Linked DNA regions of Homo sapiens: all the other regions are linked to region 1. A link is a loop called in an ENCODE intact Hi-C map of the cell type or tissue named here. Cell type or tissue: heart left ventricle. All regions are shown on one strand. Links, peaks and the distances in the headings refer to the core of each region. The heading gives the core; the rest is flanking DNA. Region 1 has its middle 3.7 kb from the start of TMSB4X. Region 2 has its middle 81 kb from the start of LINC02154. Region 3 overlaps LOC105373134 (a long non-coding RNA gene). Region 4 has its middle 29 kb from the start of LINC01203. Region 5 has its middle 67 kb from the start of FAM9C.

Evidence for each region. Peaks named below come from ENCODE experiments on the same cell type or tissue, not always from the same donor. Only the 100,000 strongest peaks of a DNase experiment are listed, where the experiment ranks them.
Region 2: it touches region 1 in a loop (5-fold over the local background); 20 of 110 quality-filtered maps call a loop at or near these places.
Region 3: it touches region 1 in a loop (4-fold over the local background); 16 of 110 quality-filtered maps call a loop at or near these places.
Region 4: a loop joins it to region 1, with 2.3 times the contacts of the local background. A loop is called at or near these places in 7 of 110 quality-filtered maps.
Region 5: a loop joins it to region 1, with 2.7 times the contacts of the local background. A loop is called at or near these places in 31 of 110 quality-filtered maps.

Annotation. Positions count from the first base shown.
Region 1 is chrX:12,968,345-12,974,467 of GRCh38, forward strand. No RefSeq gene overlaps it. Among named protein-coding and RNA genes, the nearest start is that of TMSB4X, 3.7 kb to the right of the region's middle. RefSeq lists enhancers at 5,203-5,272, 5,283-5,542, 5,563-5,682, 5,806-6,123. In heart left ventricle, for the core only: a CTCF peak has its summit at 2,512; a DNase peak (open chromatin) is centred at 3,467; H3K4me3 peaks cover 2,421 bases; H3K27ac peaks cover 3,411 bases.
Region 2 is chrX:13,219,796-13,225,918 of GRCh38, forward strand. No RefSeq gene overlaps it. Among named protein-coding and RNA genes, the nearest start is that of LINC02154, 81 kb to the right of the region's middle. In heart left ventricle, for the core only: no CTCF peak of the experiment used is centred there; no DNase peak of the experiment used is centred there; H3K27ac peaks cover 1,011 bases.
Region 3 is chrX:13,158,507-13,164,629 of GRCh38, forward strand. LOC105373134 (a long non-coding RNA gene) reads right to left here. Exons shown (of 3, transcript XR_001755798.2): 1 at 3,916-6,123. Among named protein-coding and RNA genes, the nearest start is that of FAM9C, 120 kb to the left of the region's middle. In heart left ventricle, for the core only: no CTCF peak of the experiment used is centred there; a DNase peak (open chromatin) is centred at 2,675; H3K27ac peaks cover 1,443 bases.
Region 4 is chrX:13,361,270-13,367,392 of GRCh38, forward strand. No RefSeq gene overlaps it. Among named protein-coding and RNA genes, the nearest start is that of LINC01203, 29 kb to the left of the region's middle. In heart left ventricle, for the core only: no CTCF peak of the experiment used is centred there; no DNase peak of the experiment used is centred there.
Region 5 is chrX:13,109,022-13,115,144 of GRCh38, forward strand. No RefSeq gene overlaps it. Among named protein-coding and RNA genes, the nearest start is that of FAM9C, 67 kb to the left of the region's middle. In heart left ventricle, for the core only: no CTCF peak of the experiment used is centred there; no DNase peak of the experiment used is centred there; H3K27ac peaks cover 2,314 bases.

The DNA.
Region 1 (6,123 bases), core at 350-5,349:
CGGCTGCTCCAAAACACCAGCTCCAAGGGCACCTAGGCTCAGATCGAAGCATTGCAGGTGGCAAAGAGGCTGGAGCATCCTGTGTACACACTCAGACTGATCCACCAGTGAAAGGAAGGGGTTAAAGAGGAGGAGCATGGAAAACTTCCAGGAGAGCTGACAAACTTAGCTGCAAAGTCAGGATAAAACAGTCCAAGAACCCCAACAAGGAACTACTGGAGGTGATGTCGGAGAGTTCCTCTCTCTCATAAAGATCAAAGATTTCTTGGGATTGTCTGCTGTGCACAAGCGTGGCCCGGCCCTGGGTCAACAAGAATGTCCCTCAACTGGAAAGAAAATAGAGGGATGAAGAATTCCAATTCTGGCACTGGTGCCACCAGCTCTACTGGTGCCAGCAGTCTGAGAACCTTGGTCTGGTATCCGCACCTCCTCCCAGGTGCTCTGGGAATGGGTAAGGGAACTAAGATGCTGTGGCCCTTAAGCTCTGCCGGTCAAATCAACCTATGATGAAGCTCTATAGCATTGTTAAGAAGCCCATTGTTTTGTACTTTAAAATTTGTTTTCCTCTAGTTTCCTAATAAAAAGTTTTTTTTTTTTTCCTAAATTGGCACCACTTTCTCAGCTCAAGAAGAACAGGGAGTTTCCACACCTGAGAAGTGTTAATGGGCATGACCTGAGAGGGCATTATAGGCAGAGGAAGAGGCACGTGTGTAAGGGCCCATTCCTGGGTCCAGGAAAAGACAGTAGCACTGGAGGCACTCAAAGAATGAGAATCTAAAAAGGGCAGGACTGGCTTCAGAATTTGGGGGACACAGTACAAAATAGAAATGTGGGGTAAGAATTTCAAAATGGCGGCAGCAGTACATTAAGCCAAGCACCAGGGACTTCTGAGCGTAAGGCCCAGTGCAGCTGCACAGCTGTGCACCTGTGAAGCCAGTCCTGGAGAGGCCAAATCGTCAGGGTCAGCCAAGGAAGTTGATCTTGGCCTATGTGGGTTTTCCCCTCAGATTTGAGCCAGTGCTCCATTACCTACACTCCATTTTCCTCACCATAAAGCTATTAACCATCTTCTGCTGATGATCTGGGAACTATATTTTATATAAAGCTTTGGCACCCACAGAAAAAACACATTAAAAAATACAAACACTTGTTACTTGCTAAGCATAATTCTGCTTCACAATGGAATCAAAGGTTTGTCATTTTTAACACAGAAAGCCATTGGGAGTGTGTAATGCCTCCCCTTTCAATATGCTATTGAACCTACTAATTTTTTTAGCCATTGTAATATGAATGACTTCTTAGAAAAATATTGTAGTAAGGCCAGGCTCACGCCTGTAATCCCAGCACTTTGGGAGGCCGAGGCGGGTAGATCACGAGGTCAGGAGATCAAGACCATTCTGGCCAACACGGTGAAACCCTGTCTCTACTAAAATACAAAAAATTAGCTGGGAGTGGTGGTGTGCACCTGTAACCCCAGCTACTCAGGAGGCTGAGGCAGGGGAATCGCTTGAACCTGGGAGGCGGGGGTTGCAGTAAGCCGAGATTGCACCACTGCACTCCAGCCTGGTGACAGAGCAAGACTCCGACTCAAAAAAAAAAAAAAAGAAAAGAAAAAGAAAAAGAAAAATATTTAAGTAGTGAAAAGCTGAGGAAAACTACTAACGTTCAGGATACAAATTCTCTTTATTGCCAGTGCCTTGGCCATGCAGGAGGAGGAAAAAGAGCAGATTGAATTTCTGTAATGAAATAATTTGAAAATTGGGGCAGGGAAAATTTTAATGTATATGACATTATTACGATATCTATGTTTAAATGTCTTCATGATGTAGGCTGGGTGCGGTGGCTCACGCCTGTAATCCCAGCACTTTGGGAGGCCGAGGTGGAAGGATTGCTTGAGCCCAGGAACTTGAGACCAGCCTGGGCAACATAGAGAGAACCTGTTTCTTAAAAAAAAAAAAGAAAAAAAGAGAAAAAACATCTACATGATGAAAAAGCTAGACAGCTGATTGAGACAGAATATAACTTTACCCTTATCTGGCGTATGGAACAAAGCCTTTAAAAGGCCTTAGGATTCTAGAGAAGAGTAGTGTTTAAATGAGGCGGCTTCTGAGCCAGCCAGTCTGAGTTCAAATCCTGCCTTTGGCTTTCGTTGTGTTTTCTTGGGGAAGTTATTTAATCCCTCTAGAATTCTCTCATCTGCAAAATGAGGAGAATAATGGTGCCACTGTCATAGGATTGTGTGAGGATTCGGGAAATACTACATGGAAAGCTTCCCAGTATATGGAAAGCACTCAGAAAGCACTTGCTGTTATTACTGCTATGGGTACAGCCATGATTGTTACTATCATTATTCTACAACCTGGCCCCTGCCTGGTTCCCAGCGTTATTTCCTGTCACTTTCTCTCATTTTACGCAAGTGCCTGCCAAGCTAAGCTACTCATTGCCCCCTGCGTTAACTCGAAGATTCTCTGCTTCCGTATTGTTCCCTGGCTGTGTGGAGGCTGAGTAACCACTTGGAGGGGATGTTGTAGAGGAAAATTCAAGCCACAGAAGGGAAACTGGGTTGAATGAGATCCCCTTTTACATTTCTTTTGGCTCTAAAGTTTCCATCGGATCAATAAAGCAAACAGGACAATTAGCAGCACGGCACTCAGCACTGAGCACAGGCGAGGGTGTTCTTTCACTCCTCTTTGCTTTCCTGCCACCCCCTGCTCGCCTTCCTCTTTGCACCATGTGGGTCCGCTCTGGGTGGGAGTCCTGGAGAAAGATACTTCAACTAAAGATAAGGCAGAGATAGGCCTCGGTGGAAAGACTTGGTAGACAGACCTGGGCATTTGATTAAGAGCAAATTGCTTAAATTCTCGGAGCCTCAATTTCTTTAGTAGTAAAATGGGGATATTAGTACTCACTCCATAGGGTAAGAATGGAATCAGATATTGTTTAAAAGGGCTTATAGCTGAGGTTACAAGATATAGCTAGTCTACTAAATATCCTTTCTCTTTTCATTTTCCTGTTATTCACAGGGGGGACTTAGGCTGTGTCTTTAAGGGGTTTTAGATTCCAATCAGTGGAAGGAGGGCTCTGCTGTGAGGGAGACCAGATGGAGACTGCAGGGGCCACAGGGGAACGTGGGGTGCAGGCAGGTGGGGCAGATGGTAGGAGGCCCTGAAACTCAGACAAAGGGATCTGGGCTTGAGAAAGCAAGAGCTGGGAGCTCAGCTTTGTTCCTGTTCTTCCGTTCCTCCCTCCTCTTCCTTCTTCTCTTCTTCTGGTAAGTTTTTGGCACAAAATTAAATAGGTTCAAACTAATAGAACTCATTTTCATGAATTCAGACTTCTAGCCAACTTCTCCATGGTTAGAAATAGCCACGACTCTATCCCAGGCCCGCCCTGGAAAGCAAAATAAAACTGCGTCCCCTGCCACCTTTTCCGGGTTCCACCAGACACAGGGTTGGAGGGGAACCGCCCTTCAACGCAGGCAATGTTGGCACATTTTTCATTGGGCGCTGTGGCCCGTGAGATGAGGAAGGCAGGACAGGCGCAAAGTGGACTCTACTTATCTTTCACCAGAGAGCCCCAAGGCCAGAGTGCACCATACAACCCGGAGTCACCCAAGGCCTTTTTTTTTGGGGGGGGGTCTCACTGGGAACAATGTCTGCACCCATTGTAAGCAGTTCCTTTGCCCCTGTGTGCCTCTGTCTTTTTAATTGGGATCGAAAACTGCTACCTCAATGGTAGTTGTGCCCGGCACATACTAACAGACTTATAAATGTAGCTGCCTGGGGCAGGGATGATCCTGGAACATTCTGACATCTAGAACATTAAGACTAAATGGATTTAATTATCTGGGGAGAAGAAAGCAAGACAATTAGAGTCACAGGTTCAACACCTGAGTTCAAGTACCTCCCTCATTTAAGAAAATCAATTCATGGAAGGCTGAGGCAGAGAATGGCTTGAATCCGGGAGGTGGAGGTTGCAGTGAGCCGAGATCACATCACTGCACTCCAGCCTGGGTGACAGAGCGAGACTGTCTCAAAAAAAGAAAAGAAAAGAAAATCAATTCAATGCAGTGGGAGAACTGTTATTGAGCAATTACTATCCACCAGACGCTGTGGAAAGCACAACTGCCTAGCTCCTCACACTCTTCCTGGTGATTCTCGGGTACAGACTAAGAGGATGTGGGGAGGACTTTTACATGCTCTTGGCATATATAACAGAGTGGCTACCAGCTGAGGTAACCCAATGATGGCTCTCTAAGCCTCAGTTTCCCCATCTGGAAATTTCTTATGGAAAGGCGGTGGGAAAGAAAGGAAAAAACAAATGTAAAACTTACGTTACAATGCCTGACTCTTAGAAAATATCAACCGACAGGAGTTGTCATGTTTTATTTGCTGTAAAACTACCAAAAGATCTTCTATCAACATTTTGTAAGTGAAAATAATAATATATATTCATATGTATTAATTATATAGAAATAATATATAATAATATATAAATGTCTCTATAGGAGAAATAATATCAAGACACCTAAAATTTTTAATTAATTCTAAACACTAAGACAATTATTTTATTATTTTTCCTCAACCTTCCATCCTAAATCATACGAATAATAACAATAGAAAGAGCTTACTAATTGTCATGCACTGTCCGAAGCATTTACTCCTCCCAACAACCCTGTGAGGTCGGTGTTGCAATGAACCCATTTTACAGATGAGAAAACTCCAGCACAGAAAGATTCATTCACATGGCCAGAGTCATGCAACTTTTAAGAATATTCCTTTGGTTTGCATTTCCTTGTATCTGCACCACCCTTCCCTTTCCTGTCTCTCTAGGTCTCCTGACCGGTTGGCAGGTCAGTCCCAATCATGGGAACTCTTTTCCTTTAAGCAGTCGTCTCTCTTTCTCTTCCTCTCTGTTTCCACCTGCCCTCCATCAGTGTCTCAGCACAGTGGAAGGCTGCTTGCTACCGCACTGGAAAACTTCTCCAGACATTTCCAAGTTTGCATTCGTCCATCTCCTTTGGAGAATTGCTTCAGTGAGGCCTAACCCTTTCTGAGGAAAGGCCCTTGGGAGAAGAAGCCAGGAGAAGGTAGTGGCACTCCTTTGTCATCAGGAGACATTGGGAGGAAAGAAATGATTTTCGACAGCAGCTGGGTGAGGGGAAACAGAATCACAGAACCTGCGGAAACGGTGTCGGTACAACGGCAGCTGCCAGCTAAACGGGCGAAAAGGCACCCTGCAAGATCTTTTCTGTGTTTCAACGATGAAGTAGACTCCCAACATGGAACAGGGGCGGGGGGGCTGTTACCAGACAGGTGACATTTGGTGCATGCACGAACAGGTCCAGTGCCCCATTCGGAGGCCAGGAAGGCAGCCACCCAGCAGAGCATTAACTAGGGGACCAGACGGTCACCTGCCCCTGCTCACCCCCACCTCCTTCCTCCCCAGGAAAAAGGAAGTCAAGTAGATGGAGAAACGGGGAAGTCCAAGCTGCTGGCAGTGGCATTCAAGGGTCTATATATAAGGTTGACTCTAATCCCCAGCGAGACAAAAGCCTGTGCCATAAAAATGATTAGCAAGGGGTTTCTAAAAACATTTCCCCAGGCCACGGAAAAGGAGAAGGAATATTTTGCACACTGCCTTGTCTCTTAGAAATAATCACAGCTAGGCCTCTTTATAACCGGCGAGTCTTTTTCCTTTCACACGCCATTTGCAGGCGCGTGGCATGGTATTTGTAACTAATTTTCAGTAGCAAGTGGGTCACTGGTATTCACAGAGTCAGGTGCCATTTTGAAAACTGCTTCCCTCTACCCGAATCTCTTATATTTCCAGATGCAGATGCACTTCAGCGATGTCCTAGTGCTGGAAACGCTCCCTTGAAAATATAATTTGATTTTTGAATTTCATCTTAAGACATTAGAGATAATGTAACTGTAGTCTTTGGAATTCAACGCTGGCCTCCTTAGCCATCACTTTTAAAATTTATGAAAATAAGGAAGAGGAAGGTAAAGAACTTCCTCATTGTCCGGCAGTAAAGTCAATGGCAGAGCTTGAGCTTGACTTATTTTGCTAAGAGGGAGGTGTTTTACCCTATAAACTCCAAATTACCTTACACCCAGCAAA
Region 2 (6,123 bases), core at 540-5,539, 250 kb after region 1:
ATAGAATTATTTCTACACGATTACGATGATAAAAGTTTCAACTTACTATGAAAACAAGAGTTCAAATAAAGTATTTTTTAAAAAGCCACCAGAAGGTGGTTTAAAAAGGCTTTATTCTCTTGAATAACAATGCTTGCCAGTTTGAATAAGATTAGCTTTTCTTTTTAAATCTAATCTAGAAAGCTTTTATAATTGATTTATAAATCATTTTTATATCTTTCATCAGTGGTCTGAAAAATCTTAATAAAGACTCTGTTGACGTTAGTAGATCCATCTCAAGAACTGTAAAGACTCTTTGTGTAAATACACACTGGGAAAAAAAATCTGAGTCCTGGTTTTTGACCACTTGTTTCTGGTCTGTGTGTGTGTGTGTGCCTTTCTCTTACATACAACCCAACCAAACACTTTCTTTTCAAAATATTATGATCATCACTATGTCTGTTGCACCAGAGGAATTTTCAGTATTCTAAAAATAACTTCAATTCTATAGAGTCAGAGTGTTTTTAGTTACAGATGCCCAGACAGTAGGGCTTCACATCAGATCCATCTTAAAATACCTTAAAAGACATAGAGAATAATGGAAACATGGAAAATGATTTGGAAATTAGGATAACTAACTCTGATTAAAATTAACTTTTATAATGGCCAAAGGATAAAATACTGGTGTTAATGATTAATCTGAGAGGCTTGAGAGAAACCTGATTTTTTTTCTCTTTCTTGTCTTCTGTTTGCTTCCTGCTGCCTTTTTCTCTGTAATATTTTGGCATCAGCTAGAACTGGTTTGAGCCCCATGCTTCTACCAGCCTTCATGAAAAATCCTAAGCCCAGGAGTAGGAAGCTAGGTAGACTCTAGGCAAAAGGCATGACTAAAGCAAGTTTTTCCCTTCTTGTTTTCTTTCTGGGTCACCTGCTTTTGATTTAAAATTTTTGTATAACTGGATTAAAAATTTTCCTCTTTCTCGTACATATATTGTGATAGATATAAGCAATTTGTTTTATTCCTATCTTCAACCACGGGAAATGAATTGTTTGAACCTGATTTATGTTGCTTATAAAAGGCACAATGAAGACTACTTACTGAATTCTAATAACTGCACAATCCTTACGAAAAGCTTGGTGGTAAGAATGAATATTCATGAGACCACCTAAGGAATGTAAAATCCATTGCTTACTACGGATATTCAGGGACTCCAGGTTAGGGGTGCATTGAAACTGAAAGTGTTAATTAGTCATTGCTGTTTAACAAACGATCTCCAGTTCTCAGGAGCTTATAGTCATGTTTCCACGCACAGGTCTATGGGTCAGCTGTGGTTTGGCTGGAATCATCCAGGATTAGGAGAGCTTGCCTCCAGGCTGCACATTGGTTTTAGGCCTGCTTCATGTGTTTCCTCACTCTCTCTGGACCAGCAGCTACTCAGGGTATATTCTCCTCACGGTGAATCACAGGAGCATAAGATGTCATGCCCAATCACACACCTGTGCCTCTTCAGCTTTAAAGTTCCAGTCAAGTTTGCAGAGTTTCCACTGGCTAAGCCCAAAGTCAAGGGGTGGGGACGCACTCTGTACTATTGCAATGCTAGGTCACACGGCAAAGGGAGGGAGAGAAGAATTAATAACAATAATCCATCTGCCACACTGACCAAATTTATCTGTGATTGATTTCCTCATTTGTAAAATGAAACAAAACACACACACACACGAACAAAAAAACTCTATCTCCTGGAGTTGTAAGGGTTAAAGAACTTAGAACAGTGCTTGGCACGCATGAAAAGGTTAATATGGTTACTACTATTGCTGTTGTTAACATTGTTGTTGTTTTTATTGTTTTGCTTCTGTCTTTGCCACAGAAAAGCTTAGAGACAAACTTTCTGCCCTCTTCTAGCAAGCACGTAGGGAAATGGTTTGCACACCAAATTTACCCCTATGCTTTGTCTTACTTTTTAATGTTATTTTCCTTCTTTGATTCTTTCCTAAATTATTTTTTTCATCCTGTTAATTGAATACACTGATGTAAGCAGTCTGTAAATGTTTCCCTATATTGTTAGTTGTAGTATGATGAATAAATAAACAAATGAGCCCTACTGGCTTGTTGCTTTTCTTTTTTATTTTATTTTTGAGACAGGGTCTTGCTCTGTTACCCAGGCTGAAGTGCAGTGGTACAATCACAGCTCACTGCAGCTTCGACCTCCCTGGCTCAAGCAATCCTACCATCTTAGCCTCCTGTGTAGCTGGGACCACAGGCATGCGCTACCACATCCAGCCAATTTTTAAAAAATTGTTTGTGGAAACAGGGTTTCACTGTATTGCCCAGGCGGGTCTCAAACTCCTGGGCTCAAGTGATTCTCCTGCCTCAGCCTCCCAAAGTGCCGGGATTACAGGCATGAGCCACTGCTTCCGGCCTCTTTTTTTCTCTAAACCTTGACTTCCCATGTGTTTGCCATCTCTGTCAATGCTGCAGTAGCCCTTCTTCCGTATTTACACTAGGCAAAATCGACTTTGTTGCTCTTGCTATCACCAAACGTCAGGTTATAAGTTTCTTTGTTTATTGCCTACTCCCCTGCTCTCAACTATGATTTTTACATGTCTCTTTTGTCATTGGCAAGTACAAAATAGGCATGCCATAAATATTTGAATGAAGGAATAAATAAATAAATCAGTGTGTTTGTAATTACTTCTACATGCATTCTAGCCTAGATTTTCTGTTGTGGTGTAGATATTAACAGCATGGATTGGCTGTAGGATCCCCCTTTCTTTCCACAACCTCTAGAGTCTAGTTCTGCCCCTTCCATTGCACTGAAACTGGGTTTGGTAAGGTCATTGAATACTGTCCTATTTGCAATCCAATGGTCTTTTCTCTGACATAACCACTTTGTAAGGTATGCCAGGGTCAATCACTGTTTTCTTCTTAAAATCTTTACTTCTGTAGCTTTTGTGACTCCAGCTTGTCACCTCTCTGGGCAGTAGTCTTTTACCTGCAGGTTAATTCACATCAGGGACACAAGAAATCAGATTCTCCCTGGGATAGGGGCACATGTCCTCTGATGATTCCTAGGGGCACTGCAAGCCGAACTTATTAAAAATTGAATTTACTTCTTCACCCTTTACCCCCAAACCGTCACTGGCTTCCTCATGCTGGTTAACTGCGTCAAAAGCCATCTCATTTTTAAGCTGTCCATCTTTTTATCATTCTTGATTCTTTATCCATGTCCCTCCCCACTCCTCTCTCAACTATAATCAGTCCCTAAAATATTGACTTTGTGTTTGTTTGTTTTCTCAAAGCATCCTCTTTCCTTCTCTCATAAAGTTGTCTTGGTCCAGGACCTCCAGATTCTTGACTTTACTTCAAGAACTTTCTAAGGCATCTCTCAGCCTCCAGCCTCTTCCCACTTCCAACTTACTTTTCACCCTACTGCATGATAATTCTTCTAAAATGCAGATCGGTAGCTTTCCTTTGCCTTCAGTGTGAAGTCCAAACCTTTTGGCATGGCATGCAAAACACTGCCTTTCTCTCCTCTTCCATGATCTCCCAACCTCCACCATGCATACTTTGCTAAACTTGAGCTACTTAGTGTTTCTTGCAATGGCCAGAGCATTCTCTTCTCTTCTCTCCTTTCTTCTCTCCTCTCCTTTCCTTCTCTTCTTCTCTTTCTCTCTCTCAACTTTTTATATCATAATCCTTAAGAATGCCCATTTCTCTTTCTTTGCCCTCTGGGATAATTTCTGCCCTTTCTCCAAGGCTCACTTCTAGAGTTCCCTCCACTGGGAAAGTCCTCTATCCTACTGCCTCTACTTACTCCGTGCTATTGAGTGTTCTTCCTTGGTGTTTCTATCACACCTTATAAGTAACCTCAATAACAGTTCCTTTCAGGTTTAGTAATAATTATTAATTTCTCCACTAGATTGTGAGATTCTTTAGAGTAGAAACTTTTTACATTATGTCTGCATTCATAGTAAATAAGTCTTAGCACATAGAAAACAGTAAAAATAAAAGTGTGGCATTGAGATAAATTGAATTGAGTTAATTAAAAACAGTATTCCTTCCAGCTCTCAATTCTGGAGGGTTACGTCAGTTTTCAGTTCATCAGAAATGGTCACTTCTTTGTTTAAATGGAAATTTAACAAAATAGTGTCTAGTTGATGTTGACCTGAATCAGAATATGAAAAGTGTTTTTTTTGTTTTTTGTTTTTTTTTTTTTTTACAGGTATTTTGGCTTGTGGTTGTAATTTGGCACCAAAATTGGTTTCAGTATGTTTAATGACATCCGAGTATGGAAACCACACTGTCATCTGGCATGGGACAATTGGGGCTAAGGTAGAAGCAGTTATACAAATGAGACCCTGATTTGTTCTCTTCTTCTCTCATCTTTCTTACTTCCATTGTCATAGGAGTTCTTTGTTCCTACCAGATTGAAATAGGAATGCTACTTTTTTTTTTTTTTTTTTCAAGTGGATGGTGTTAATATAGCTCTGGGGAAAAAACAGTGTCACAAAAAGCACTGGAAATGATCTCACCAACCAACCATCCATATGACCTGTATTCTGGGCTATGTTCCAGTAATGGAAATAAGTTTGCTTTGTTCCGGATGCATTTCCTCACCCAGGATCCTTTGTCAGCTCTCCTTCCCCATACATCCCACAGTGGTTATTACAGACTTATTGTTCTGGTGCTACTGCACCTCCAGAGTCACCCAGTGGCCAAGGGCACTGGCTTCAGGGGAAGTATAAACTCAGGTTTGCACCCAGTTGCTGCTCTACTCTCTAGTTGTTGATGAATGACTGAACCTCGGTCGTCAGTTTTCTCATTTATGAGATGTGGATAATAACACCAACTCCATCGGGCTAGGTGAAGCCAATCCTATAAAGTTCTTCATCCAGCCAGTACCCTGCACATAGTAATTCTGTACCATCCATTTCCATTTTATATATAAAAGTCATATAGTTTCAATCAGATCGTTAGCTCCCCAAATCCACTTACGAACTGTTACTTTCAGGAAGTTATTTCTACAGCTGAATATTTCATTTATAAACTGACTTCATCCTGAGGGATTATTCTTGTCATCTGCCACCTAGAACCCCCTTCTTAGTCTCCTAAGGCAGCTGTAACAAAGTACCACAGACTAGGTGGCTTAGGACAACACAAATTTATTCTCTCACAGTTCTCGAGGATAGACATCTGAAGTCAAGGTGTCCTCAGAGCCATGCTCCCTCTAATACTCTGGGTAGAATCCTTTTGTGCCTCTACATAGCGTCTAGTGGTGGCCATCAATTGTTGGCATTTATTGGTTCACAGCCCTATCACTCCAGTCTCTACCTCTGCCTTCACATGACCACCTCCTCCCCATGTGTCCCTGTCTTCACATGGCATTTTCTTCTTTTTGTGGGGGACACCAGTCATATCAGGTTAGGGCTTACTCTAATGACTTCATCTTAACTCGATTACATCTATAGAGACACTATTTCCAAATAAAGTCGCATTCACAGGTTATAACTTCAGTGCTTTTAGATTATCTTTTTGAAGACACAATTCAACCCATAAAACCATTTAATGAAGAACTTGCTATCCCCAGCTATAGGAAGGGGTAATGGGAGATGAGCTTCAGGGACTATTCATCTGTAGAGTCCAGCCCTCTCACCCAAGGTCAAGTTCCTTCTTGAGGTGACCCACATTCAATGACAGATTAATGCAGGGATATAGAGGCCTGGCCATCTCTCCAACCTAGCGTAACTTTGAAGGGCCCTTCCAACTCCAAAGCCCTGTGGTGTCAGTGGAGGCTATTATTGTGCTTGGGTTGCAGGTTGACTTCTCTCTCTGCCTAGTCCTGCTTCTGTCCCTAAACATTCACAGGTATTGATCCCAACAAATGCCCTTGTAATAATCTCTAGCTCAAAGTCTACTTCCTGGAGAGGCAACCTGTGACAGTACTTGAAAGGAGAGAGTGCCTCCTGAAACATTTTATTCACCAGGGTTGCTACTTCCTGGGCACATAGTAAACAATCAATAAATCCTAACTGGACTTATTGGGTCACATTTCTCTGAGTAATTGGGCAGAATTGAGTACGGAATTTATTTGATAGTTGCCTGAGACATGAATGAATCCCCATGTAGATTGAATCCATGATGCA
Region 3 (6,123 bases), core at 387-5,386, 190 kb after region 1:
CATAATGGTGTCAAGGTCCATCCATATTATAGCATGTATCAAAACTTCATTCCATTTTTCTTTTTCTTCTTCTTTGAGATAGAGTCTCTGTTGCCCAGGCTGGAGTGCAGTGGCATGATCTTGGCTCACTGCAACCTCTGCCTCCCGGGTTCAAGCAATTCTCCTACCTCAGCCTCCCGAGTAGCTAGGATTACAGGCGCGTGCCATCACACACAGCTAATTTTTTGTATTTTTAGTAGAGATGGGGTTTCACCATGTTAGCCAGGATGGTCTCCATCTCCTGACCGCATGATCCGACCAGCTCGGCCTCCCAAAGTGCTGGGATTACAAGTGTGAGCCACCGTGCCCAGCTCCATTTTTTGTACTAATAATATCTCATTGTATAAATAGACCACATTTTGTTTATCCATTCATCAGTTGTCAGACATTTGGGATGTTTTTACTTTTTGGCTATTGTGAATAATGCTACTAATATTTGTGTACAGGTTTTTATGTGGACATATGTTTTCATTTTGCTTTAGTGTATATCTAGGAGTAGAATTGCTGGGTCATATGGTAACTCTATGTTTAACCTTTTGAGGAACTGCCAGATTGTTTTTCCAAAGCAGCTGTATTATTTTACATTTCAACTAACAGCATAGGAGGGTTCCAATTTCTCCACATCCTTGTCAAGTCTTGTTATTGTCAGTCTTTTTATGATAGCCACCCTAGTATAAGTGAAGTGGTATCTCAGTATGGTTGGTCATGAACTTTTTGATAGGTCCAGGGGTGCAGGAAAAGGATTTCACAGAAGAAAAGATCAAGAAGAAAGGCATAGAGGTAGGAACTCCCTGCCTGACCCCAGCATGTTAATTTCACCTGTTGAAGGCAAGTCATTTTTGTTTGCACAGAAAATCTGTGTAGGAAAATAGTGGAAGATGAAACTAGAAAACTCCCTCAAAGGGAAAACTGCATATATATATAAGTGCAGGGTGCTGCAGGCTGGGTTACTGTGTGCAGGAAACAGTAGAGACCTTGAAGTGTGTTCTTTAATAAAAATCTTGCTTTAGGAAAATTAATTTGGATATACAGAACTTTGAGGACAGGAGAGAGAGAGACAGATGCTGGATGCATTGCATGTGGGTCAGCAATGGGATTGGGGTACTGGTTTGGCATAAGGGATGACAAGTGGAAACCAAGGAAACCCTTGGAGTTCCAGCTGGGACTCTGGGAGAATTCTGGTATCCTAAGACAAAGAAGTCAAGAAGAACAGCTGTTTTGTGGGGTGGGTAAAAGACAGAGCAATTTTCATATTAGAAACTTCAAGTCTGAGGGCATTTTTGAGAGCAGGAGGCCTGGAACTTGGAGAAAGGTATTGGTCAGAACAGAGGTTGACTGCCTGCTTTTCTAAGGTCCATGAGCTAGAGAATAGTTTTCACACTGTCAAGTGGTTGGGAAAAAAAAAATCCAAAGAATAATATATTGTGACAAGTGAAAATTACATGAAATTGAAATCTCAATGTTCATAAAGTTTATTGGAACACAGCCATGCCCATTCATTGACATATGGTCTTTGGCTGATTTCATGCTGCAATAGGAGAGTTGAGTGGTTGCAATAGATTGCATGGCCTGCAAAGCCTGACAAATTTACTATCTGGCCCTTTACAGAGAAAGTTTGTTGGCTCCTGAATTAGTGACAAACTTGGGAGGTATGGCCTCCCAATTGTGATTCTTAAACCTGAAAGAGTGAGAGTGATCCAAATTAACAGTGTATAGAAAAAAGGAGCCAGGGCCAGTCCTTGGGGCTGCTTATGTTTGGGGACCAGAGATAGGTAAAAGAATCAGTGAAGATAGTAAATAAGTTGAAATAAACCTCAATTTAATTAAACATGTCAACTCCCAGACTATTTTATTGCTTGGTACTTAAAACACACTCCCAAGAGGAAGATTAATTAATAAAGCTGCAGTGTGGGATAGCTATCCAGCTGGAAGCAGCACAGGCCCCTAACAAGGTTTGTTTTTGGCAAATTCCCATCTCCAGTCTTCTCTTCTCCCACAATAGGGTGAAGCATCCCATTCCTGCCTTATCCCCAGAAGGCCTGGCTTCCAGACATCTGTCTCAGAAAGAGGTATGAGGCAGAAGGTTCCACTAGGTAAATTGTTGATAAAAGCTCAAGTGCAATTCCTGCCCTAGGATTTGGACTTGAATAAAGGGACTCTCAAGACACTGAGGAATGACTCTCAATTCTGGAAAGTGTAGGCACTTGCAAAGGGGCAGAGAGTTGTGTGAGAATATGGAGGAGGAAGATTCTTGGATGGTCCCTCCAATCAGGCCAGTTGTATGTGCTACGTATGTAGGGGTTGGACCCACCCCCTTGTCCAGTGATCTTGGAGAAGTCACTTAAACGTTCTCTTTTGGTAACTCATCTGGAATTAGGGAATAAATTCTAAGCAACTTTTAAATAAGAAGCATAAAAGCATTTGAGTCTTCAGATTTGCTTAATTGATCATTGCAGACGGTTGTGTCAATAACAATGACGTTTAGAGGAAAAGGTGAAATTGGTTTCTTTTTCTTTTCTTGGACTTAGCTCCAGGAGCAGGGAACAGGAAGCCATTCCCAGAAGTTGCTTTCCCCTCCCACCCCTGAGTACGTGGCAGGGCCAACAGATGTGGCTGAATGCCCAGGCCCAGGGCCATGAGTACTAACCTATGCCCTGGAAAGCAGGAAACACATTGTCTTCATGTACTCTGCAATTTGGGAGCAAACACCAGCAGCTCTTGCAGGGGGCCTTTGTGGGTCCAAATTCAATGGACTGTCTGCTCTCTCTCACCACTGCTCCACCTTTCATTTGTCTGAACGTGGAAACACACACACACACACACACACACACACACACACACTCCAAGCGCTTTTACTTTTCCTCACTCAACAACAATGCAGAAAACTTCTGTGACCAAATATGTGTGTGTGTGTGTGTGTGTGTGTGTGTGTGTGTGTGTGTGTGTGGCGGGTGGGGGGGTGGGGCATTTCTCTACACATCAAGGAGCAGATCAGCTGCATGTCCTCTAATTCAGTTCTGACACTCTCTACCCAGAGAGTGTCAGATCCCACAGGTTGAGGGCTCAGTCCCCAAGACTGCCCCCACCCCCACTTCTGATACCAATTAAAAGCTGCAGGTTATTTTTCTTGTGCTTCTGACCGACTGGCTATAATCAGGTTGCCCACAATCCCCCTTTCTTGGGTTCAATTAATTTGCTGGAGTGGCTCACAGAACTCAGAAAAACACTTATGTTTACTCATGTATTATAAAAGATGTTACACAGGATACAGATGAAGAGATGTGTAGGGCGTGGTATGAGGGAAGGGGTGCAGAGCTTTGATACCCTCCCTGGGCACCACCCTCCAGGAACCTCTACGTGGTCAGCTATCTGGAAGCTCTCTGAATCCTGTCTTCTTGGGTTTTTCTAGAGGCTTTATTACTTAGGCGTGATTGATCAAACCATTGGCCATTGGTGATACACTCAACATCTCCTCTCCCTTCCCTGGAGGTTGGGAGTGGTGCTAAAAGTTAGTCTTTCTGGGTGACAAACCCCCATCCTGAAGCTGCCTAGGGGCTGCCTGCTATCAGTCAACTCATTAGGGTACAAAAAGACAACACTTTGGAATTTCTAAGGATTTTAGGATTTGTATGCCAGGAAACAGGGTCAAAGACCAAATATACATCACAATATCACAATTTGCTTGTTTTTTGTTTCAGCTTGGGATCAGCCTTATTTTTAATACACAGATGCTCTCCTACACAGGAACCCCTTACTTATTAGGGACCTTTGAGATTCCTTTTCAGATCCCCCTGTTGCCATGGAATTGTAGCTGGAACATCCACTCCACTTCCTACTGACTGGCTCCTGACATTTCTCAGTCCCCAAATATCTCACCTTCTCCCAACAGCCTGAATTTTTGTTTTCTTCACCCAGTTTCTGTTTGCAATGGCATTTGTCAGATTTTCACATATCAACATCCTTCTTAATAATGAGAACCTTTTAGGCATTCACATTCTCATATAGATCCACTCAGTCAGATTGCTTTCCACTTAGCTGAATCCACCATATAGAGAAAAGGAAGCTTCTATTGCAGGAATCAGAAGACGAGATGATTCTAGAACATGAAATATTGGTAATGGCTCATCAGGATGGGGTGCTAGTGGGAGGGATAGGAAAGCCTGGGAGCCCTGGGAAACCTGATAATCCCAAAAGAAAGGCAATAGAACGTGGCAAAGGAGCATAGGAAAGGAGCTTGTTGACCCACACCTGCGCTGCACTATCTGTAAGAGTAGTTCTGCGACAGCACCATGCAGAGGAAACTCCTTTAGTCCACTTCTTCACCTGCTCCTCTTCCCCTTATTTTCTTCTTTTCCCTCTGCCTCAGTAGAGTGAGTCAAAGTGGAGTCCTCTGAAATGTACTTTGGCCCTAGAGTCCTATGGATCCGTGTTCACATTTTGAACAAGTTACTCAATCACTCTGAACCCTAGTGTGTACATCTACAAAACAGGGGATCTACCCTGAAGGGATGCTGTGAGAATTAGGTGGAATAATACATGTAAAGGCATCTGCACAAGTTAGTTTTTTTTCTTCTCTGAAAGCACTGACTGGAGCTGCTCAGGAAGTACCAACTGGTGCCAGTTCCCCAATGAAGTATGTGTGTGATAAATTATCCTGCATATCTATATGCACACACCCCTATTCACTTAGCTTATCCAAAAAAACTAGAAGCAGCATAGAGGAACAACATTAGCAGACTTTGCTTGGGGGAAATCAGACCTTGGATTCCCCTGCCTCCCAACCCCCAACCTCACCAAATTAGTATATTATCAGGTTCCATCTAAGCGTGTACCCATGGCAAATGCACTGTTCACTGGTAGTTAATGGAAATAATGCCCATCCAATATGGGGCCACCAAAACCTTCATAATACAGTGCGGTTGCTGACCTGGAAATGATCTCAGCAAGCATCTGGCCCGCTAACCATCAAACCCTCCCACTTCCTTCTATATATAGGAAAATGGAGGCACAGAGAATTTAAGTGCTTTTAGAAGGTAATAGTTGAGAAAAAACTAGGACTAGAACTCAAGGCACCTTGACTCACAATCCAAACTATCTTTCTACCACTCCTGGCTGAGTTCATGAATGTAAAAAGAGACTGTTAAAAAAAAAAATTAAATATATAACACCTTGCAAGATGTTAACCGCCATTACTTATTGTTTTAATTATAAATTACCCATCTTTCTAGATGCTTCTGCAGGGATCTTGACAAGTCATTTCTGATCCTGCCCTATGAAACAATCTCTCAGAGACTCAAGGAACTCCAGAGGCTACATCTGGAGGGATATAAGGGGGAAACTGAGCAAAGAGGAGGCAGTGGAACATAATTTTGCAGGCAGAAATTTAAAAATATATGTTTAGTGCAAACTCTTCTAGTTCTGTGTGATTTTGTTTCTGTTTGTTTTAAACCAAGAAAAAACACCACATTCTTGATTGCAAGGAAGTTTTTACCAGAATAAGAGGCCATGAATTCCCATGAGCCACCCTGCCTAACAAAGCCAGAAGACCCCCTGGCTTAAAGGTTGCAAGTTAAAGATTACAGGTCAAAACATTTTAAAAGCAGCAACAATGCAAACTTTATATAACAAATGACAAAGATATATAACGATATAATAATAATAAAGAAATAGCTATATAAAAAGAGCTAGGTAGATGATGGATAAATGGATGGGAAAGAAGGAAGGAAAGAGGGGAGGAAGGAGGGAGGGAAGGAAGAAAGAAAGAAGGTAAGAAGGAAATAGGCCTAAGTGCTGTAGTTGATCTCTGGTGGCAAGCAATTTTAGTTTTCCAACTTTTGCTTCTCTGCATTTTACAAATTCTCGTACGTTCTTAAACAACAACAACAATAACACCCACCCTAATGATCAATGTTATTTGCTAAAAGGGTTGACAATGACAAACACAAACCCCTTGAAATTTCCAGTTCTCCTTTCCAGTAAATCTGCTTTTGCATGGGCTCCTCCGCATTCCTCATTCACATCAAGGATTCAAGAAATTCCACTCAACTGAAGTCCAGATCACATCTAAGATTGATCGTTCCACAT
Region 4 (6,123 bases), core at 661-5,660, 390 kb after region 1:
ATGAGAGGTAAACTGAGGCCTTTCCAAGGAATAATGTGGTGACTAGAATCAAAACCCTTTCAATGCACATACCTTTTAATCTAGCAACTCCACTTCTATGAACATATCATAACATATATATAATAGTTTAAGTGCAGGCTGGATGCAGTGGCTCACGGCTATAATCCCAACACTTTCGGAGGCTGAGGAGGAGGATTGCTTAAGCTCAGGAGATCGAGACCGGCCTGGGAAACAAAGTGAGACTGCCTCTCTACAAAACAAATGGAAAAAAAAAATTAGCCAGGCATGGTAGCGTACACCTATAGTCCCAGCTACTCAGCAGGCTGAGGCAGAAGGAGTGCTTGAGCCTGGAAGGTCAAGGCTGCAGTGAGCTGTGATTGCACTACTACATTTCAGCCTGGGAGACACAGAGTGAGACCTTGTCTAAAATAAAAAAAAATTAAAAAAATAAATAAAAAGTCTAAGTGCAAAGATGTTTGATGCTCTGTTGTATATAATAGCAAAATATGACACCACTGAAGCAAGATAGATTCTTCACACCACTACCCTCAGCCCCTTGCTTTTAGTACACCTGTGGTGGACAGTTTCATGCATGGTCCCAGCCTTTCACTGTGGGCTTACCTTGCTGGCTCAAGGCTTTTCTGCTTCAGAGTTTTCTTGGATCCCACAGAAGGCCATTCTGCCTGTGTTGGATGTGGCAGAGAAAAGTGGGGTAGTTAATATTCCCAGGGGACCACAGTGCAGCAATGAGAGAAAGAAATGGAGGACGAATGCTCCAACCTCTCCATCCAGAGACCATTTTGAGGACTATTCTACGTGATTCCTCCAAGGGACCCCATGGGATTGAGCTTCAGTTGCCCACAGCGATCAGCAACTCACTAACACACCTTTGTGGCTTTGCTCTTTCCTTGACTTACTCTCCCCACCCCTCTCTTCTGCTTCTCTCACATAAATTCTTGCAAATCCTTGTCTCGGATCTCAGACTTTACTTTCAAGGGAACTCAAATCATGAGTCAATCTAAACATCAGAAATAGGGGTTAAATTAACAAGGGTACATTCATACAATGGAATATAATGCAGCCACTAAAATTACCTAAGATCCAAGGAAAAAGAAAGCATATGGCCTCACAAACGTGTACATAAATGTTAAAAGAAGATGTATTTCAAATAGCCCAAAACTGGAAACAATACAAATGTCCACATTTGCATGTGAGTGGATAAATAAATTGTGGTATATCCATATAACAGAATATTCTTCAGTGATAAAAGGGATTGAACTATTGATATAGGTAACAATATGAACCTCAAAATAAGTATGCTGAGTCAAAGAATGCAGACACAAAGAGTGCATAGTATAATATTCCATTTATATAAAATTCTTTTTTTTTTTTTGAGATGGAGTCTTGCTGTGTCGCCCAGACTGGAGTACAGTGGCATAATCTCGGCTCACTGCAACCCCCACTTCCTGGGTTCAAGCAATTCTCCTGCCTCAGCCTTCCAAGTAGCTGGGATTACAGGCACCTGCCACCACACTCAGCTAATTTTTGTATTTATAGTAGAGACAGGGTTTCGCCATGTTGGCCAGGCTGGCTCTAACTGCTGACTGCAGGTGATCCACCTGCCTCGGCCTCCCATAGTGCTGGGATTACAGACGTGAGCCATCGTGCCTGGCCCATTTATATAAAATTCTAATGCAAACTAATCTATACTGACAGCATTTCAGTGGTTACCTGGGGTAGGGGTTGGGGTGGGTGTGGACAGAAAGAAGAAAGTGGGATTACAAAGAGGCACAAGAAAACTTTTAGGGGAGATGGACATGTTCCTTATCTTGATTGCAGTGTTGGTTTCATGGGTATAAGCATAGGTTAAAACTTATCAGAATATACCCTTTAACTATGTGTGGCTTACTTTTTGCCAGTTATACCTCAGTAAGTTTGTTAAAGATGAAAAATGACCTTGGATAAAAATAATTAATGACACTAAAATTATTCATGTTAAAGTATTAGTTTGAAATAAAAGGCTAGCTTTAAATCAATATTTATGAGCATAGATACCCATACAAATTCGTAGATTAATGATCAAAATGGAAAAGTCCAAAACGTTACTAGTGTTCATCTCAGAGTCTGGGATGACATGCATTTTCATTTTTTTTCTTTTCATATACCTGTATCTTCCTAATATTGATAAATATATATTACTTCTGTAAAATAGAAAATCAGTAGATAAAACACAACACAAGGTATCTTATGCTACATGCTAGGAAAATGGTAGAGGCCAAAGATTTTTCAAATTTGTTGTTTTAGAGCCCTGGGAGTTTCATGAAAGTGCCTCAGGGATTATCCCAGGAGGAAAATTAGAATACATAGGCCAGTGTCTTCATGGCACCTCTAAATAGAGGAGCTGTTTTCATTTAAGGAACAAATGTGAAGGTCTGAAGAAGGCTAATTATTGGGGCCTGGGGCAGTTGTGGAATGCTTTGAGGTTAAGACAGAAGTGAGTAGGAAAGATGGGCCTTGACTAGGCAAAGAACAGAAAGTGAGTCTTCTAGAAAAGTCTGAGCAAAATTACTAATGGCACCTGTTACCCTCTGTAGCATATTTTTTTCTGCTTCCATTACTATTCAACTCTTCACTCAAATGAGAACTTACCACTGCAAAACATCTGGGCAAATTCTAGGCCTACTCAAAATCACTTGGGTTAGGAATCCAAGGGACTCAATAGCACTGCCACGGGTGCTGGTGGGAACACTAAAAAGGAGTGGAGTTTATCTCCCTTCCCAATCTCCATCAGATCCCCTTCCCCGTTTTTGATGTGTACCACTAATATTTTCTCAAGGTAATATGAATTTCTTTGCTAACGTAACTAAAAGGCCCTGCCAGCCTTTCAAATAGGTCTCTGTTCTCCTAGAGCTGCCATGGAAAGAACTGAAAATCTGGAAAGGACCACATTGAGTCATTGTCCTCATGTGAAGTTCTCCAAAGAGCCTTTTAAGATGCCAGAAGGATCTTCTACTGGTGTTCTTTTCTCCCTTTAGCAGCCCTTGAGCCTGCTGCAATAAACTCATAACTTTTTTGGACTCAACCAAATGGGGCATAGGGAGGGCATGTGGCATGAACTACTGCCAAGGCATGCATGAGGCAATGAGCTGGCTATGCAAAGACTCATCCCAAAGTCCATGAGGCAGCATGTGCTCCTTGGACCAAGAGGAGGGAGAAAGGGATGTGCACTGGGGCTTACTGTCTCCTCCATCCTCATCATCCTAGCTCAATACTAGACAAAGTGTCTTCGCTAGCACTGAAATCTGAGTGTCTTGTTAGGTCGATGTTTGGAAGACAGTCAAAAGTACGTGACAGGCCAAGGGTTGCCAAGGAATAGAAAAGCAGTGGATTTGTTTCCTGGCTGATGGCCAGCTGCAAGGCTTTCTTAAATGACAGCCAAGAAGCAGTAAATCAGGTACAATGGAGTCCTATCCATGGAGAGATTGTCTCTACAAAGTGTTATACTTCAAGTTAAATGGTCACAGACAATTCAGCTTCAGAATAACTTAAAACAGCATTTCCATCTGCTTGAACCCGGGTTCCAATTAAAACAGAGAAGTATTAGTCTAACCCAGTCCTCCACTGTTACCAACTAAGACATGCTCTGGAAGATTTAAAAAGCAGCACAGCCATGAACTGAGGAACGGGTTTCAAATTTACTTACAGAAAATACAGTTTATTTTCATCTCCCTAGAGAGAGACAATCCTGTTAAAATCACAGTTTTATATGTAGCCTGTAGGACCAAGAAAAAGGAGCAGTTGAATATATTAATATTTCTCAGTTTAGATGAGAGCGAATAGTTAAATTTAGCTTTATCGAAGAAACAACTATTCCATGTATCACTATCCAAGGAATTTCAGTAACTTTTTTTATTTATTGATTGATTTATTTATTGAGACAGGGTCTTTCTCTGTCACCCAGGCTGGAGTGCAGTGGCACAATCATGGCTCACTGTGCAGACTCGAACTCTTGGGCTCAGGCAATCCTCTCCCCTCAGGCTCTCAAGTAGCTGGGACTACAGGCACGTGCCACCACGCCTGCCTAACTGGTGGCATTTGCCTGTAGTATGCTGAAGTGCCAGTAACTTTAGCATAATGTTTGCATTTGCGGCTACGTATTTCCTAAGTGGATGCTTCTCAGCCTTTCATGTACATGTGGAAGATGAGCACATTTTTAGGACACACTAGGGTAAAGGAATAGTAGGGCTGCTTACAGGAGGCCCCACCTGGCCACTCCAGGGATTGAGAAATCAGTATCTCTCCAGGCTGGGATCCCCATCAGTTTCCAGGTGGCTGCTTCCTGAGTTTTAGAACAGGCATTGTCAACCTTGGCCGCACATTGGACTCACCTGAGGAACTTTAAAATATGCATGACCTGGTCCCACCCCAGAGTTCCTAATTTAATTGGTCTGAGGTATGGCCTAGGCCTCAGGATTTGAAAAAGCTCCCCAGGTAATACTGATGGCCAGCCAAGAATGAGAAGCACTGTTTTAGAGCAGGGGTCACCAGCCTGTTTTTGCAAATAAAGTTGTATTGAAACACAGCCACCATTTGGTTACATACTGCCTATGGTGGCGCTCATGCTACCACGGAAGAGTTCAGTAGTTACAACGGAGATCTTATAACCTGAAAAACAAAAAATATTTACTATCTGCTTCTTTACAGAAAATGTTTGCTGAGCCTGTTTTAAAGGGAAGCTTCAGGAGGACTTTCAGTGTCATATGAAAAATAGTTTACAAGGATTTTTGCTCAAGGTAGTGGCAGAATTCTCATAAGGGACTCTCACAGGGACAAAATATTCAAAGTACACAAACATTCAGGTACCACGAAGGTAAATGAGCATTCATAGCCTTTCTTGTTTTCCCCTCGCCTTACAAGGCACATGCTGTTTTCAAGTTTTTGTTGAACAAGACGAGGGGTAGCAATAGGGAAGTCAGGAGAAAGGAAAGGCTAGGCTGGTTTATGTTAGGAAAAGCAGGGAACTGCTCTTAGGAAGAAACAATCCTGAAAAGAAAAAGCTACAAGTCAGAGGAGAGGCAGGGAGGAGTGAGCTTCAGGGAAGAGTTTGGGAAAGTTTCTAGAGATGGGAGACTAGAGAGCTGTCACCCTGTGTTGAGTGGCACTGTAGAGGTTAATGGTTCTAGTGATTTTTAGAAATGTGGCTGTGTGATATGAATCATAATCCCCTTAGTCTAAGAGATTTCTGTAAAGTTGTATACATTTTCCATACTTTTTTAGATGTCAGATTAGTCTTTTTGCAGTGAAACTCTGTACTATGATTGGCCACAATGGAAGCTGGAAATATTGGGCTACAGGATGAATACGCCTTAAAACTACCAATTATTGACAGCATCATAATAGTTGGAATAGCACATCTAAGAGTTAGCAGCAGGAAAATAAAAAAGGAATGAGATGGGAATCTGAAAGCTTACAAATGGCAGCGTGATATTGCTGGGTCAGTTTCCCCAACTCTAAGCTCTAAGTATCTCTGATAGGAACCTGTGGAGAGGAGCGTCTGCTCTCCTCTTGGTCACTGGAGCCCAAGATCGCAATGTTCACACTTCCATTTATTGTGAGGAATAGAACACCAGCACTTAAGTGATTGTCCAAACCAACATCACCAAAGCAACAGCTTTGCATAACACCCTTGCCAATACTCAGAATCAAGGGCCTTAAAAAATGAAGGAAAGTAACTGGAATGAATGCAAATACTTGCACCTAGAGAAGCCTTTCCGGAATTATTAGCAAACACTCCACTCATTCCCTGACTTGGCAATTCTCCCAAAAAGAGAGGAGGGGTTTAGGTACCTGCATTCCTCAAGACCCTGTATGGCCTGGTGAACTTGGAGGTGATCTAGGACCAAGGTAAATCATGTGGCTGGGCAGCCTGAGAACAAAGATCAAATCAGAAGTCAGAGAGGCAGCAAGCAAATCTGGGCTGTTTTACGGTATCCCAGCATCCTGGACTGACAACATGAGCTGGTATTTATCTCTCCAATTCAGATATCAGTAGCCAGACATTGCCATTGATTCATCATCACATTCTTCTTCCCGTAGGGTTGGACTCTGAGAACATCTAACTCA
Region 5 (6,123 bases), core at 630-5,629, 140 kb after region 1:
GAAACTGGTGGGAGGTGATTGGATCAGGGGGCAGACCTCCCGCCTTACTGTTCTCATGACAGTGAGTGAGTTTTCACGAGATCTGGTTGTTTAAAAGTATGTAGCACTTCCCCCTTGGCTCTCTGTCCTGATCCACCATATGAAGATGTGCCAGCTTCCCCTTTGCCTTCTGCCATGATTGTAAGTTTCCTGAGGCCACCCAGCCATGCTTCCTATAAAGCCTGCAGAACCATCAGCCAAGTAACTGTTTGAGTCCTTGTTTTCAATTCTTTTGGGTATAGAGCTAGGTGTGGAATTGCTGTGTCATATGGTAATTCCATGTTTAACTTTTTGAGGATCTGAGTTTCATTTTAGTGGTTTTTCTTTTTTCTTTTCTTTTCTTTTTTTTTTTTTGAGATGGAGTCTTGCTCTGTCACCCAGGCTGGAGTGTAGTGGCACGATCTCAGCTCACTGCAACCTCCACCTCCTGGGTTCAAGTGATTCTCGTGCCTCAGCCTCCCGAGTAGCTGGGACTACAGGCGCCCGCCACCACCCCCAGCTGATTTTTGTATTTTTAGTAGACACAGGGTTTCACCATATTGGCCAGACTGGTCTCGAACTCCTGACCTTGTGATCCACCCACCTCAGCCTCCCAAAGTGCTGGGATTACAGGCTTGAGCCACCGTACCCGGCTGTGGTTTTTCTTTTCTCCCATTCTATCACACTATTTCACAATAAGAACAAATAAAATAATCAGATAATGGAGAAGTTTCTCTATTTAATATCTCTACCTATCACCCCACTGAATGCCTTTAGTTCTACCAGGTATTCAAATGAATACATTTCATTTTATATCATTTATTTTCATTATTTTCGTTATATAACTCAACGTAGCAGTTTCTAAAGGGCCAGAGATTTGTCTTAAGTCAGCAAGCAGGAAAGTGGATGAGGGAAAACACAGGGCCTGGGTAACCTTCCCATTGCCTGTGACTAATCAAGAATCAGGGCTGGCTTCATGGGTGTGCAACTTACGCCATCACATAAGGCCCTGTGCTTAGAAGAGCCCTGCACTGAGAAGGGCCCCGTGCTCAGAAGGACCTGGTGCTGGGCTTAATGATCTGCTGTGACTGGTTTGAAAATCTTAATAATTTTTGAACAGGAGGCCTCACATTGTTATTTTGCACTGGGCCTCGAAAATTATGTAAACTCTATTAAGAAGTGATGGTATCTATCTATGCCCATCCTGTATCCTAAAAAACAAGTTGTAAATTCTAAAAACAAATTCTAAAATGGGAATAAAAAAAGATATGTCTACCACTCAAGGTGGAAGCGTTCCAAATGTGGGTGGATACTAAACAGAATAGTAATAGAATAACTGAAGTGTATTTAAAAACACAGACGACAGACCAAAGTCAGACAGAATTTTTACAAATGAATTTACTGTGTCTCCTATTGTTAGCCTGATAGAAGACTTCAAAAAGTCATTGCAGGAAACTGAGCTCAAGTAAGAACAAATAGCAAACACATTCCTTCTACTCTCCAAGAAAAAGTGGGGAGGTTTCAGTTCTTATGCCTTCAAGTAGAACTGAACGATGCTCCCCCCACCCCCGCCCCTCCGCCCGTGCTTGGAAGGGCCTGGTAAAATCAAGAGTAAAATGCAATCCCAAGAGATGAACTATAAAGAAAACATAATACTTTTGCAATAGCCTGCTAGGCTTTTCCATCATGTTTTGATTGCAGGAAAGATCAGGCTTTATGGGCTAAAGGAAAAATAAATGAGTTCGTGATAAGCCAAAATCCTGCCCTCCCCTTTCCAGTATCAGCAGGGAGTAGAGGTTCTGGGTTTTTCCTAAGATCAGAGGAAACATGTCTTAAATTCAGGGTGGAATCACAACTGGCCAAAAACCTCATCAAGGCCTTCTTATCTGCTCCATCTGCTGGCTCTGAGTAATCTTTAGCAATTGCTCAATGGTGACGTCTTTAAAGAAATCCTGCCAAGAGCACCCTTTCCCTAGCCTTTCCTTAGTTACAACAATCTACAAAAGACCAAGGGTGAACGTCTGGGTGGAAGAGCTGGCCACCTCTGTATTTGTTCCTTGCTACAAGTGGGTATGAGAAGTATCCTAGGAGACAGATTTTCCAGGACAATGATTAGCCAAACAGTCCTATCCAGAGGCCTTCCAATAAACCAGATTAGCTGTGATGTGATTATGTAATTATATGGCATGTTTCAAGGAGACACCGTAAACTACAATCAACAATTTGGCATCGCGCAGCAACTTGGGGTGTAACCTATTTCAGGAAGAGCCAAATTGGATACCAAAAATGGAAGGACTTGCTCTCATAGGGAAAGAATAGTGAAGGGAAGTGTTTGGTGATGGTGAAAAATATAACATATTTGGAATTTTTAATAAAGAGTTTCTTAGAAGCATCTTATAACATCTGTCCACATCCCTGATTCCCCTTTACAGCTCATGGCCTGAGTTAACATCTGTCCACATCCCTGATTCCCCTTTACAGCTCATGGCCTGAGTTAAAAAAAAAAAAAAAAAAAAAAAAAAAAAGACTTAGGTAGAAATAGCAGGGACTGGCTTACCTATCGTCTATGATTTTGTTGAGTTTTGTGGGAGGGAGACTCTCTAATATTGTTTTCCTCCACTCTCATTCTCCATGGTGCAAATCCCAGGTTGGCTTTTTGTGGGTTTTTTGTTGTTGTTGTTTTGTTTTAGTTTTTTAAAATGTATAATTGACACATAAAAATGGTTTTCACATAATCCTTCCTGCAACACAAAAGGCCCCAAGGGCACTTACCTAGCTTGCCTTCAGGGGTCAATTAATTCATGATGTGCCAGGTAGTCAGGTATACTCTATGGAGGAAAGCCTGTATCTTTGCATATCTAATTTATTTCCCAAGTTTAAAAAACAGTGCTGCTTTTGATCTGACTAGAATGGCTTGAACTGGATTCTGTTGGAAGTTAAAGTGGTATTATAATTGCTTTTTTACTTAACTGTCTACCCCAATGGAATGTACTCCTTGAGGGAAGGTATTACATGACAGTATATTGATCATTATGTTCCCAGGGTCCCAGGGTCAGGTATAATGCCTGGCACACAATAAGTGCTTCATAAGTATTTCTTGAGTGGTTGCTGGATGAGCAAAGCAGACAGAGACCCTTTGAAGACCTTTTATAGCTGAAGCATCTGTAAGCAAGTAAGAATAGTGGTTAGAGGCAGAGTTTATAGAACTGGACAACTTGGTCTTGAATCCTAACTCTGCCTCTTTCTACTGTGGCTAAATTATTTAACCTCTTCATACCTCAGTTTTACCATCTTTAAATTGGGTGTAATAATGAGATCTATCTTATAGCTCTGTGAAGATTAAAGGAGTTGAAATTGGAAATGGTAGGTGCTCAACTGTGTTAGTTTTATTTCTTAAAAAAGTGAACAGATGATCCTTTTCATGTCCTTGCAGCTTTGTTCCATGCCCACTGCTCCCCAAAAAATTAATCCTTGGGCAAAATATTTTATCATAATAAATTATTATATATCAAATCATCTCCCTTGTAATTGTTCCGTTATACAGGGCAAAAATCTTACAGGAAAAAGTGTCTCCAATCCACACTCAGTATGGCATGCTTACTAAATATACAACTGGCAAAAAAAAGTTGGTGGGGGAAGAGTGGGAGAAAATTTTGGAGCCATTTGAAGCTCTAAGTGACCTAAGCATTTGCACCATCTAATAAAATTTGATGAATCATTTTCAGTTATTAAACATAAAAAGGATTTGCTTATGCATGGCTATGTTTGAGCAGATTTGGTTGATACCTCATACTTTCCATTAATTATAAACTATAAAATGGGAACAAAATGAGAACAGTGAGTTAAGGCTTTTTTTTATTTTCTTTTTTTTTTTGAGATGGAGTCTTGCTTTGTCGTCCAGGCTGGAGTGCAGTGGCGTGATCTCGGCTCACTACAACCTCTGCCTCCCGGGTTCAAGTGATTCTCCTGCCTCAGCCTCCTGAGTAGCTGGGATTACAGGCGCCCGCCACACCTGGCTAATTTTTGTATTTTTAGTAGAGACGGGGTTTCACCACGTTAACCAGGCTGGTCTCGAACTCCTGACCTCAGGTGATCAGCCCACCTTGGAATCCCGAAATGCTGGGATTATAGGCATGAGTCATTGCGCCCAGTCAGAGTTAAGGCGTTTTAAAAATAAAATTTCTGACATCTCTACCACTTAAGAAAATGTCTGCCACCATCCTTGTGGAAGGTTTGAAAAATTATAAATATGCCAAGTGGATCTTTATCCATTCTTCCAAGCATTCCTCTTATGCTGCTGGGATGGTTTGACTCTAATTATACTGGAAGTTCAAGTTCAAAAAAAGTTTAAGGGGGAAATGTGTGGCTGTGAGCTGACTTCTATGAAGCAACCTGGATTAGGATGCCAGTGAAAGAGGACCTGGGGGTTGGTTGGTGAGTGTGGCTGAAACTTCTCTGATATAAATCCATTCATTTGTGTGCCCTGAGGTGTGGGCACTCCTGGGGGCTCTGAGATGCCAGGCAATGGTCACTCCTGACTTCCAGTCACCAATACCAGCTTGTCCTCGTGGTTAATCTCCTATTCCCTTTCTACATATGTCATCAGACTCCTCAAACAGTTCTTAAACAGCAATATAGTATTACCAAATGAGGAAAGAAAAGGATAAGAAGCAACATATACAAAATGGTCTCAATTGTTTAAAAAACACACATAGGCCAGGTGTGGTGACTCCCGCCTGTAATCCCAGCACTTTGGGAGGCTGAGGTAAATTGCTTAAGCCCAGGAATTCAAGACCACTGTGGCAGCCTGGGCAACATAGCAAGACACCTGTATTTACTAAAAACAAAACAAAACAAAAAACACACACACTGGGGAATGAGATTGGAAGAAAGGACACTAAATGTTAGCAGAGTTTATACTGGGCTTTTAATTTGTAGCTGATTTATATTTTTTCCTTTATGCTTGCCTGTGTTTTCTAAAATGTTTATAATAGACCTATGCTGCTATAATCATAGAACAAGGAATTAAGGGCCAGATGTGGTTGAGTCACGCCTGTAATCCCAGCACTTTGAGAGGCCAAGGTGGGCAGGTCACCTGAGGTCAGGAGTTCGAAACCAGCCTGGCCAACATAGTGAAACCCCATCTCTACTGAAAATACAAAAATCAGTTGGGCCTGGTCATGGGCGCCTGTAATCCCAGCCACTCAAGAGACTGAGGCAGGAGAATTGCTTGAACTCAGGAGGCAGAAGTTGCAGTGAGCCAAGATTGTGCCACTGCACTCTGGCCTGGGCAACAGAGTAAGACTCCATCTCAAAAATAAAATAAAATCTATTTAGAAAAATATCCATATGACATGGTGAGAACTGGCTGGGCAAGTGCTCCACATGGCCAGTTTGCAGCCACGTGTAAGAGGCGATATCTTGTGAAAGCTGATTATACAAATTGGGTCATTCTTGTCATGCCCAACTAAATCAGCATCAAGGGCCAGGGGGAAAAAGAACTTGGGGAACATAGCCCCTGCTCCAAGAATTGAATTTTCTACAAGCCCAGCTGCTGAAACAGCCAGCTGAAACCTGAAGAGCAGTTTTACCTAGCAGCTGCTGAAGCAACCTGCTGTGACTCCAAGCCTGGTTTTACCTACCACAGTCACTCACTGTATTCGTCCATTTCGTGTTGCTAAAAAGGAATACCTGAGGCCGAGTAATTTATAAAGAAAAGTTTATTGGGCTCATGGTTTTGCAGGCTGTACAAGCATGGCACCAGCATCTGCTTGGCTTCTGGTGAGGCCTCAGGAAGCTTTTACTCATGGCAGAAGACAAAGAGGGAACAGACATGTCACATGGCAAGAGAGAGAGAGAGAAGGAGGGCATAGTCTCTCTAACAACCAGATGTTGCTGGAACTAACTGAGTGAAAACTTGCTCATCACCAAGGGGATGACACCAAGCCATTTATGAGGGATCTGCCCCCTATGACCCAAATACCTCCCACCAGACCCCACCTCTAACATTGGGGATCACAATTCAACACAAGATTTGGAGGAGACAAACACCCAGACATCCACTCACCAATCAGAGCTTGCCAGCTCCCAAAAGCTTCTCTAGTG